3 separate regions of the Homo sapiens genome follow, and regions 2 and 3 are each linked to region 1. A link is a contact called in ENCODE Hi-C or POLR2A ChIA-PET data. All regions are on one chromosome and are shown on one strand. Each heading gives the region's core, a stretch centred on a gene start or an enhancer-like site at or near the end of the contact. The rest is flanking DNA. Distances are from core to core; before and after follow the strand shown.

What was found. Hi-C counts contacts between places; a loop is a spot of excess contacts on that map. ChIA-PET counts read pairs that join two places held with the same protein, here RNA polymerase II (POLR2A). Pooled maps may share reads with other maps.
Region 2: a map of ascending aorta shows a loop between it and region 1 (3-fold over the local background). The contact joins the enhancer-like site here to the promoter of BNC2 in region 1. A Hi-C loop is called at or near these places in 6 of 168 maps with a recorded cell type or tissue (IMR-90, aorta, ascending aorta and 3 more) and 6 of 50 pooled maps. POLR2A ChIA-PET finds 5 or more read pairs at or near these places in 4 of 52 experiments (AG04449, AG04450, BJ and 1 more).
Region 3: a loop to region 1 is called in a map of IMR-90, with 5 times the contacts of the local background. The contact joins the enhancer-like site here to the promoter of BNC2 in region 1. A Hi-C loop is called at or near these places in 4 of 168 maps with a recorded cell type or tissue (IMR-90, colonic mucosa, heart left ventricle and 1 more) and 3 of 50 pooled maps. POLR2A ChIA-PET finds 5 or more read pairs at or near these places in 3 of 52 experiments (WTC11 and endothelial cell of umbilical vein).

Annotation. Positions count from the first base shown.
Region 1 is chr9:16,869,093-16,872,402 of GRCh38, reverse strand. BNC2 (basonuclin zinc finger protein 2) reads left to right here and starts at 1,733. Exons shown (of 7, transcript NM_017637.6): 1 at 1,733-1,757. The coding sequence starts at 1,755.
Region 2 is chr9:16,984,515-16,987,824 of GRCh38, reverse strand. No RefSeq gene overlaps it. Among named protein-coding and RNA genes, the nearest start is that of BNC2, 120 kb to the right of the region's middle. Within about 2 kb of position 1,749, at least 3 of the 41 ENCODE cell types and tissues checked have a DNase peak (open chromatin) inside an H3K27ac peak, as active enhancers do; they include IMR-90 and ascending aorta, where a contact is called at or near this core.
Region 3 is chr9:16,793,777-16,797,086 of GRCh38, reverse strand. All of the region lies in intron 1 of BNC2 (basonuclin zinc finger protein 2), which reads left to right. Among named protein-coding and RNA genes, the nearest start is that of BNC2-AS1, 69 kb to the right of the region's middle. RefSeq lists an enhancer at 750-1,251. Within about 2 kb of position 1,551, at least 4 of the 41 ENCODE cell types and tissues checked have a DNase peak (open chromatin) inside an H3K27ac peak, as active enhancers do.

The DNA.
Region 1 (3,310 bases), core at 484-2,983:
ACTAAGACCGGACTCTGCAAAGAAAATAAAACCATGTAATTCCAAGGCTACATATTTTCAAAGGAATTTAATTCTGTCCTCTGAATGCAATTAAGTAGTCTCTCTCTCTCTCTCTCTCCGTTTGAGGAAGAGAGAAGGGAAGAAGGGATGATTCTCACTTTTCACTAGGAACCGGTAACCATACCTGCTGTTCTGCCAAGTCTTCGCCGATTCTCTGATTTCTTAGTGCTCAGGGAGTATGCTTGAAACCTATGCCTTCCTCCCATGTTAGATAACCAGAAAGTTTGCTGTAGTTATGATAAATCTGCATAACTCGGAGATGTTTTTGGCACAAAGTGTACGTTAGTTAGATGATGATGATTAAGCTCCCCCCCCACCCCCGCCCCATTCTTGCGGCCGGGGAGTGTGTTTTGCCTGTATTTAAGAAATATCGTTCAGCTGCAGGCGTGTGCGCGCTTAGGCTGTAGTCGGCGTTTCTGAGTCTCCAGGGCAGGGTGACTTGGGTCGGCTGAGTGTCACCCACAGATGTGACTGTTCTTTCCCCCGCGGGCGCGACAGCCTCCTTCCTCTCCAGCCCGAGGCCCGCGGCCCAGACCACGGGAAAGGGAAGGAAGCCCTCGCCGCAAGCCGGCGTCTGGGCCGGCACAAAACGCTCCGCCACCAGAAAAACTTTTTTCCCCCAGCTGCGCGCAACTTTTGGCCTTTTCTCCCAGCACGTTCGCGTCCCAGGTTTCTGTCCGCTGGGTTTTCCTCCGCCTCACTCGCCTTCTCCCCAGCGGCGCGCGGAGGAGCTGGGCTGAGAGGGTCGCGGGGAGCCGGGTCGGCCGCGGCTGGGACGCTGGGGAAGGGGCAGGGGAGGAGGGGGCGTGCGGGGCTGGGGAGGAGGAACTGGTCAAAGGGGACAGAGACGCCCGAGTGCCCGAAAAGGAAAGAGCTGCCGCGGTTTGCTGCAGTCGGAATAAAGTTCGCGCCCTTTCCTCGGCGTTTCGCAGCCTCCTCTCCTTGCTCCGCTCCCCACCCCCGCCCCGCAATTTTTTTTTGTGTGTGTGTGACAGCTGGGCGCTAGCGGCCACCTCTACCTCCACGCCCGCAGCTCCCCGGGGGGGGGGGGGGGCGCCAGGGTTGTTTTTCCATCCCCACAAAGTTGTTTTTTCCATCCCCAGAAAGAGAGAGCAAGAACAACCCAAACAACAAACAAGCCCCCAAAGAAGTCACGGGGCGGTGGGGGGAGGGAGAAACATACATCCTCCTTCCCCAAGCCCCTGGACCTCTGAGGACAAACAACACAACGACCGACTTTTATTTTGCAAAAGGGAAGCAACATTGTAGTCACGACAATTCTGCAGAGAGAGGAAAAACTTGTGGGGCTTGCACGGCCGCCGAGGTCACCTCGCCCGCCGGTCCCCCGCCTCCCGCGAGCAGGGCAGCCCCCTCCCGGGACAAGCCGTTCCCTTTTTTTTTTTTTTTGTCCCGAGGAGGAGCCGGGGAACCGTGCCGGCTGGGACTCGGGGCGCGAGCGCGACCCCGGCGCGAGTGTAAATCAGTCACCTGAGCGCAGAGGGGCCGCGGCGAGGGCGCGCGCGGGCGGGCGGGGAGGCGGAGGCGGCGAGAGCGGAGGCCCGGAGGAACTCGGAGGGGGAGGGAGAGAAAGGCCGAGACGGAGGGAGCCAGCGGCGGCCGAGGGGCTGGTCCAGGCGCGGCCGCTAAGAGGAGACCAAGAGGCGGGGGCTGCACTTGACAACCAGCATGCCGAGATGGTAAGAAGTTTCCACCCTCCTTCCTCTTTTATTCTAGACTTCCTCAGAAATGACCCCCGCGCCCGAGCGCCACCGGGGCCGCCCGGGGGCCGTGTCCGCCCTCCGGCCCGCGGCGTGAGGGGCAAGGGGCGCTGAGGAGGGCGGGCCGGGGACCAGAACCCCGGTCCGACCTGATCCCCGCTGCGCTCCCAGTGGCCTCCCCTAAACTTGGCCCCAAGTTTCTGAGGCGAGCTCTAGGTGGGAGGGTGCACGTGAGAGGGGGCTTCTCAAGGTCGGCCCCGCTCGCGGCTTCCGCGCGAAGGTGAGCGGCTGGCTAGGGGAGGCTCCAGGGCGTTGGGGACGGGCTGGGGGGACGAGGTGGAGGGGAGTGGGGGATGAATGGAGCGCTGGCAGGAGCTCGGGGAAGAGAGGAAGGCGGCTGGGACCTACGGGAACTTTTACAACTTGCCGCCGAGTGAGGGACCGGCGGCTGGGCGTGGGTGCCGGGTGCGCTGGGGCGCAGCCGCCCGGGCCCGGCACGTTGACTCTTCCTCTCCCCTTGTCTTCACATTCGGAATCTTCCCGTGGTAAATGGAGATGGGAGGAAATGCTCCCGCAGGCTTTACGGAGAAGGTGCAGAACGCAGGGCAGGAAAATCAACCTTGCAGAGACGGCTCTTTTCGAAGTGCAATTCTATAGGAGCCGATTTGTTTTACTTGCACGTTGACTGGAGGGTGGGATTTGGGGCCTGGGGAGGGAGCAGAATAAAAAATTATATATGCTGAAAAACCCTAGGTGAAATCTCCTGTGAAGTGAGTTTAAGGTTGAAAAAAAGTTCCAAGTGCAAGTGGTGGAGGAGATGGGCTGGCTTTGCCAAGCGAGACTCCAGCACAGCCCCTCTACGAGAAGCGACTTCTTTGCAGCGAGGAAGCGTGCAATTAGTTCGCCTGGTGATGAGCCGCTCTGTCCGCTTTCGGGGAAGTGATTTGTTAGAAATGGGGCTTGACCACTCCCTTCTTTTTAGTTTGCTTCCTCCCAGCGTCGCTATTGTTACCCCCACTTGGGGATCTGACATGGTGTATTCCGTATATAGAGGGAACATATGAGAATACAGGTGAGATAGCGGGTTGGCATTTTTTCCTCTTCCCTGCTCCCTAATGTGACATCTCTTGTTTCAGTGATCAAAGTCACAACTGGAGTGTAGGAGATGGGACTGTCAAATGCAGGGGCGCGTACACACACACACACACACAAAAGCAAGAGCCCAGGACTGTGGTTACAGTAACGCTGACAGAAATTAAAGTGGTTTTGAAAGCAGCGTGCGATTTATGATGGTTCCCATTTACCCTAGAGTCAAGCTGTTGTAAAACTGACGTACAAAAGACATCATAAAATAATCCTGTGTACCCAGGATTAAAGTGGCAAAAAGTGGCCTGTTTTATTTTTATATACTTCGTGGACACTTGGAATTGTTGAAAGCCGTGTTTAAGTGAGACATCACAACAATATTAAATATATCTGTTTAGAGCTTGAGAGTTTTTCTTCTAACGGGCGTTTTACACAAGAACACTGTA
Region 2 (3,310 bases), core at 500-2,999, 120 kb before region 1:
TTCCCCCTCTAATTCCACATTCCTTCTACTCACAGAATGTGCCCAATGGCACAGGAAATTCTCAAGGGTTTTTTGGCATTAAGGTGAGTGTAGTTTTCATCAGTGTGTGTGAAAAAGGCCCCGACACAACTCAAAAAGGCCAGGGGATTTCTAAATCTAGCGTTTAGAACTTCACCAAGAAGTATTTGCCCGTGCCAAAAATATACATTGGCAACATGCTTTCCTTCTCCCTCCCTACCACCCCGCATGTTTCCGTGAGTAGAAATGTTTTATTCCTTTCCCCCACTACTCACAGGCTAGCACACTCCACGGCAGAAATGCAGAAAGAGGGCAGGCCCTGAGTTTTTATGACACAGGCCTCCCCAGTATATTCTTCCCCCGACCTTCCACTTTAGGGAACTAATTCAAAGGGAACATGCATTTGGAAATGTAGGCTCATGCTTGTCTGTAAGATTTTTACCACAAGGGAAAGTGTGGTCGCCAACAATGAACTGGCACCCATATATTTTAAGCTCTGCCCTTTCCAGCAGTTCAGCATGTGTCTCACCACAAAGCCAAGCCACATTTAGGTAGCTTGAGCTTAAGGAGAAGAGAGAAGATCAAATACCTTTTGTTCCCAATAGGCTAACTACTCTAAACAGCAACACCCTGGATTGGCATGCTGAGGCACAGTCACAAGCCACAACTGTGGTTCTTAAACTGATGCCAGGAACTGAAAGGAAACACACACACATGCACACGCACCCACACACACACACTCACACTCACAAAGCTCTACTGTGGAGCAGCAGCAGGAGGAGAGGGTGGCTGCAGATGACATATTTGATTCATGTTGTCTTTTATTCACAGTCTAACATATCACTTTAGCTTCTAAGATTTGCCTCATAGGGACTACAGTTTACATGCCCCTGTGTGAGTGTGTATGTGTCCCACTCAAATCTATTGGTCTCTGCAACCGTAATGATCTAGTCTGCAATATTTTTCTAATGTCTCTCTTCTGGTTTTTGTAGAAATGACTTCATTGTTTCATTAGCTGGAAAATCTGGATCTGATCTTTGGAAGAAGGATTTGGAACATAGTGACTGTACCTTTAATGAAAAGATTAACAATGCTTCAGAGCTGAATTGCCCTGGATTTGTTTAGAATAGGCCTTGCGTTTTGCTTTTTTGAGGAGGAACTTACATACCAAGTCTTGTCCTGGATTTATATACCATTCCAATCCCCTCGCCCATGTTCTAAATAAAGGTAGTATGACTATACGTTTGAAATAAGAAATAACTCCAGTGTGCTATGCTTTGTTTATAAAAATGAATGCTAGACATTTTCCTGGATCTTTGTGAGAAATGACATCCTATACTGATGCCCTCTCTGTAATCACAATACTAACCACTTCCAGCCCCTCGTATTGTGTTGCAGCATTTTGATGATGTTTAGCTTTACACTTATTCAAGAACCATGTCCCGCTTGATTATCCTTTTTCCTGCATTGCTGGCGGAGCACATGCCATCCTAGTCTCCGCAGAATTACACACACTTCCACTGATTTTGCTGGCTGAGCATTGGGGATGCAGATTGGCCAGGCATCCTCAGTCGGTCCTTTTCCTAATTTGGTACTACTGTCAGCCTGTCCCTGGCAACACCATGACACCCCACTCACTCCTTGGGTTGCTCACCAGGGGAGGGGACATGTGTGACCCAGTCTTGTTGCTGAGGAAATGAAGCACATTCATTTACGCTGCTGCTGCTCACAGCCGAAAAAGGCCAAGACAAACAGTGACACAGCACACTGAACTCTGCTGAAACGTCCAGACTTTCTCCCAGTCTGGGACTCCTGCCCTGTGAGTCCTAAATGTATAAGGGTGGTTTTCTCCCTCCCTTTTTCCTTCATTCTCCTTCCACTCCCAAATTTGCCAGTCATCAATACCAGCACTCCAGAAGGAAGATATTTTTAATCATGAGATTTAAAGATTGCACACTGCTCCGAGGACTCCCCACCCCTGCCCCCACCCCATCCTTCCTCCCAGTCAGGGAAGGAGAGAAGAGGGTAAGCTCCAGGTCCTCCAAACCCTTCAATGAGGGCGGCTCTGCCTTGATCTTTTGATATGTTAAGGCTCCTTAAAAGAGTTCCTTTGTCAGATGATTCTGTAATTAAAAAAAAAAAAAAAAAAAATGTTGGCCAGGCATGGTGGCTCACGCCTGTAATCCCAGCACTCTGGGAGGCCGAGGCAGGCAGATCACGAGGTCAGGAGATCGAGACTGTCCTGGTTAACACGGTGAAACCCCATCTCTACTAAAAATACAAAAAATTAGCCAGGCGTGGTGGCAGGTGCCTGTAGTCTCAGCTACTCTGGAGGCTGAGGCAGGAGAATGGCGTGAACCCGGGAGGCGGAGCTTGCAGTGAGTCGAGATCATGCCACCGCACTCCAGCCTGGGCAACAGGGTGGGACTACATCTCAAAAAAAAAAAAAAAAAAAAAAAAAAGGCGGGGAACCACTCAGGTTGGAGAAGGGAGTGATCCTAAGATCCCAGTCAGTTGGACCAGGACCTGTAAGTATCCACCTCCTCAGCCTCAGGATTTTCCCACCACACTCCCTTCTCCTCTGGAGAAAATGGATCAATCAAATGCTACATTGATCAGTAGCTATACCACAGAAAGCCACAACCACCCTCCCACCCTATGCTTTATAACAACCCTGGCCATGCCTAGGAAAGGTGCCCAGTGGAGCCCTTGTCCTCATCCTTGTGGGGAGCAACAGGCTATGGCAGCCAGTTCCCACCTCCAGATATCTGGCCCTGGATTACCAGACAAGAGGTACTTAAAGCTAAACATGCTTGGAATTGGGCAGCACTAGTAGCTAAGGGTCTGTGAATGTGCTCGTAGATCCCCTGATTAAATCCCCGCACACACACACACACCCCAACACTTGCTGAAAGAGGAAACCTCTTCGGGCCCCATCCTTCTCTAAGACAGAGTCTAAAGAAGAGGGTTTCATCACTGCCACTCCTCCTAGGAGAGCCAGCCTGGCTGGAATTTGCTTCCTCTTCTCCCTCTGTCCCTTTGCATCCCTGCCCTTCCTTCCTCCCAGGCTAGGAATTCCTGGTCTCCTACATTGGCACAGCTTCCAGCTACCCTTTCTGCCACGTACAGGAGGAAAGAGTTTTTTCCGCTCACTCATAAATATTCACTGAATGCCTTGTTGCCGTCTCACGTCCCTTCCCAGGTGAAAACCATACCTCTGAAAATGATTAAGGTCATCATTTGCCTCAGAAGCAGCCTGGGCTTCCCCTACTCAGGGTCTAGCAGGCCTCTG
Region 3 (3,310 bases), core at 302-2,801, 75 kb after region 1:
TATTGTCATCATCATCATTTTTACTTTTATCATTCCTGTTGCACTTTATTACTACCAACACCATATTTTGTGAGGTAGTCAGGTAGCTACCTTAACAAAAGCTACCTCTTGTTTTGTGCCATATCGTAGAAGCCCCACTTTTGCTAACAGACTGAAGCAAGTGTTCAACTTGCGACAATTTAAGGAAAATTTGACAGTATTTGACCTTGTACAGAGACCCACAAAAGGCATTAGTTGAAGATAAATAAATGGTAGTTAGCAATCCTAATTTGAATTTTTGTACACTTGTGTGTGTGTTTATAGATAATGTTTCCCATTTATAAAGATTTGTCAAATACGATTCTACTCAAGTACATTCTCTTGAAACAGCAGGAATTCTATGGAATAAGGATTTCTTTCTTTCTTTCTTTTCTCTTCTTTTCTTTCTTTTTTTTTCTCTTTCCTTTCCTTTCCCTTTCCCTTCCCTTTCCCTTTCCCTTCCCTTCCCTTCCTTTCCTTTTCTTTCTTTTTTTTTTGAGACGGAGTCTCACTCTGTCACCCAGGCTGGAGTGCATTGACGTGATCTCGGCTTACTGCAAGCTCCGCCTCCTGGGTTCACACCATTCTCCTGCCTTTCATGATTTCTTATTAAGCAGTCTCCTATACTTCCTTGCTTCCTGAGACTTCTTCATTAAATATGTACTATTTCAAATGTTTTAAATTTCCTAGTCCTGTCAGCACAGGGCTTTAAGTTAGAAGACATCAGTTATGAAATCTATCAGGGTGTAGTTATTTAAAGGACTAGACTTTTGTGAAATTTTTAATTATATGGGATTATACTTATGCTATATTAATTGAAAAGAAATGGATGTAAAACTATATAAAGTACTTACGAAAGAAGCCAAGTTAATTGTGCCTTGGTTAGATAGTGAATGGTTAATGCCATTTTGTGTCATACTGGCTTTGTCTCTGTTTTATGTACCTGCTGTCTCACTAACAGTGTTGCTTAGTAGAAGGAGTGTGGGCTTTGAAGTGAGATGGGTTTGGGGCTTCACTCCATTGTCTTCATTTAAGAGCTTTGAGACTGCGTAAATTGTCTCTCTGAGCCTTAGTTCTGGTTAGACTTGGATGCTCTCTCCTTTGCAAGGTTTCTTTATCCTGAAAGTGGCTTGCTCTTGGAGGTGCTTAGTAAATGTTAGCTCTTTTTCTCTTCCTAACCATGACCTTTACCTCCCATCCTCTTTCCCTGGCATTCTGCAAGGATTAGTTCAGGGATTAAAGCAACTTGGAAACGTTTTAGTTTCATACTGTCATTTTTAGTGGTTTGCCTTTTAAATCATCTCTTTACTGTAAAAGTCTTGGTTCCTATAAATCTCACACCCTTGGGAACCAAACTCATGACAATCATGAAGTGTCTTACTTCAAAGGATAAGAAAACCAAGCAAACCAAAATCATGATATCCTCTCTGGAGCAGTGTGTGTGAGCCTGGGATCAGCCTGGGAATGTTGGTTAATGGTGTCACCATCCTCCTCTCGCTGGCAGTGATGTGGAGGGTGTGGAGAGGACATGGGCTGAGCTAGGGTTTATAATTGCATGGCCGTCTGGCCTTCCTTGAGCATTCTTTCCCTTCCAGGATTCCTGTAATTGTCATCAGATGGCTCAGTCTCCCAATGTTTCCGGTATTGCAATGACTTCTGGAGTGTGTTTAAAAAAAAAAAAAAAAGCCAGAATTAGCAGTTAGCAGTCATCATTTGTTTGTGTCAGTTCTGTTGTGTGTAGAGGCGTGCAGATTGGGCGTCTCTGGACTGTAGAAAGACCGGTCACATGTGGAGTTCGCCTTACTATCTTGTGTTGAACCTTCCTACTTCCTTTGCTTATTCTTTTCCGCCTACACTGCTTTAAAGGACTCCCTGAAAAAAAAAGTGAGAAAAGATGCAGGCAGTGTTCCTGTTTTCAACTCTAGTCAGCCTTCTTTTTATTCTCATTGTTCTGGAAACTTGAGAGGATTGCATCTTTCTTGGATCTGCTAAAGGCCTAGGGAGGTTGAGAGTTGGACTGGATAGTGAGTGAACCCTGTGAAGAATGATTCCAAGTCTTGGGCTGTTCGTGGGCATGGAGGAGGAGAGAGTATTTGTATTTTCCTTTATCATGAACTTATCACTAAAGGCCCAAATATAGGAATATATCTTGCATGGGTTTTTTTTTTCCCCCATCAGATAAGCTGTTGTAATTTGAGCCTGACACTTCTTCTTGAGGAAGGGGAAAATTGTGTAAATGAAAAAGGACAGCTAATTTTTTGAAAAACAAATCTGGAGTGATTGAGAGGTCTAAACCCCCAAAAGTGTAAAATTGAAGAGAACTAATATGGTTAATTTTGCTTCATGGTGTTAGCTGAGGAATTGTGTTTTTTAAAAGCCCTTTGATTTACTGGCTCTTACTCACCTAATGGGTAAAGTATTATAGTTCATTGCATTCTGGTGCCTTTGTTTGTCTAATGGTGGAGTGTTTTTCTTAAGTTACAGGGACCCAGGCCTAGATGATGATAATGACTATAGTGCATCTTTACAAAAAACAGCCCTTTTACAGTTGTCATACGGATCTTTTAGAATAATTGAGGTGAATTTTAATGCCAACCCTGTTAATGATGTCTATCCCACCTCTCTCTTCCCAGGTGGCTGGGGGTGGCGGTTGGAAACAGGAGAGCCTTGGTCTTAATGAACAGACAGGAGATATCTCAAGATTAATGTGAAAAAAGCTCAGTCATGATAATTGCATTCCCCTCGGCAGTGATTGGTTTACGAGCAGTCATGTGATTAAGTTCTGACCAATACTTTGTAAGAGGAAGTCTGCTGGGGGACGGTAGTGAGAGTTTCCCATCTGGAATAAAAAACACATCACTGCTTGAAATGTGGCTGAGATGCTTACAGAGGAGATGGACCTTCTTGGCCAGCCTGAGGACAATACCTTGCAGTGAGAAAGGCAGAGCCATGTCACTGATACCCAGCACTGGGTGCTACCTCTCACTTGTTTTATAACCTATAACTAAGTCACACAATCCAATGTATATCATTTAAATAATTTTCTGTTTCAAGATGTGAAAGGCAAGGCCCGGCGCGGTGGCTCACGCCTGTAATCCCAGCACTTTGGGAGGCCGAGATGGGAGGATCACGAGGTCAGGAGATCGAGACCATCCTGGCTAACACGGTGAAACTCCGTCTCTACTAAAAAAAAAAAAAAACAAAAAAACAAAAACCACAAAAAACAAAAACTAGCTGGGCATGGTGGCGGGCACCTGCAGTCCCAGTCCCAGCTACTCGGGAGGCTGAGGCA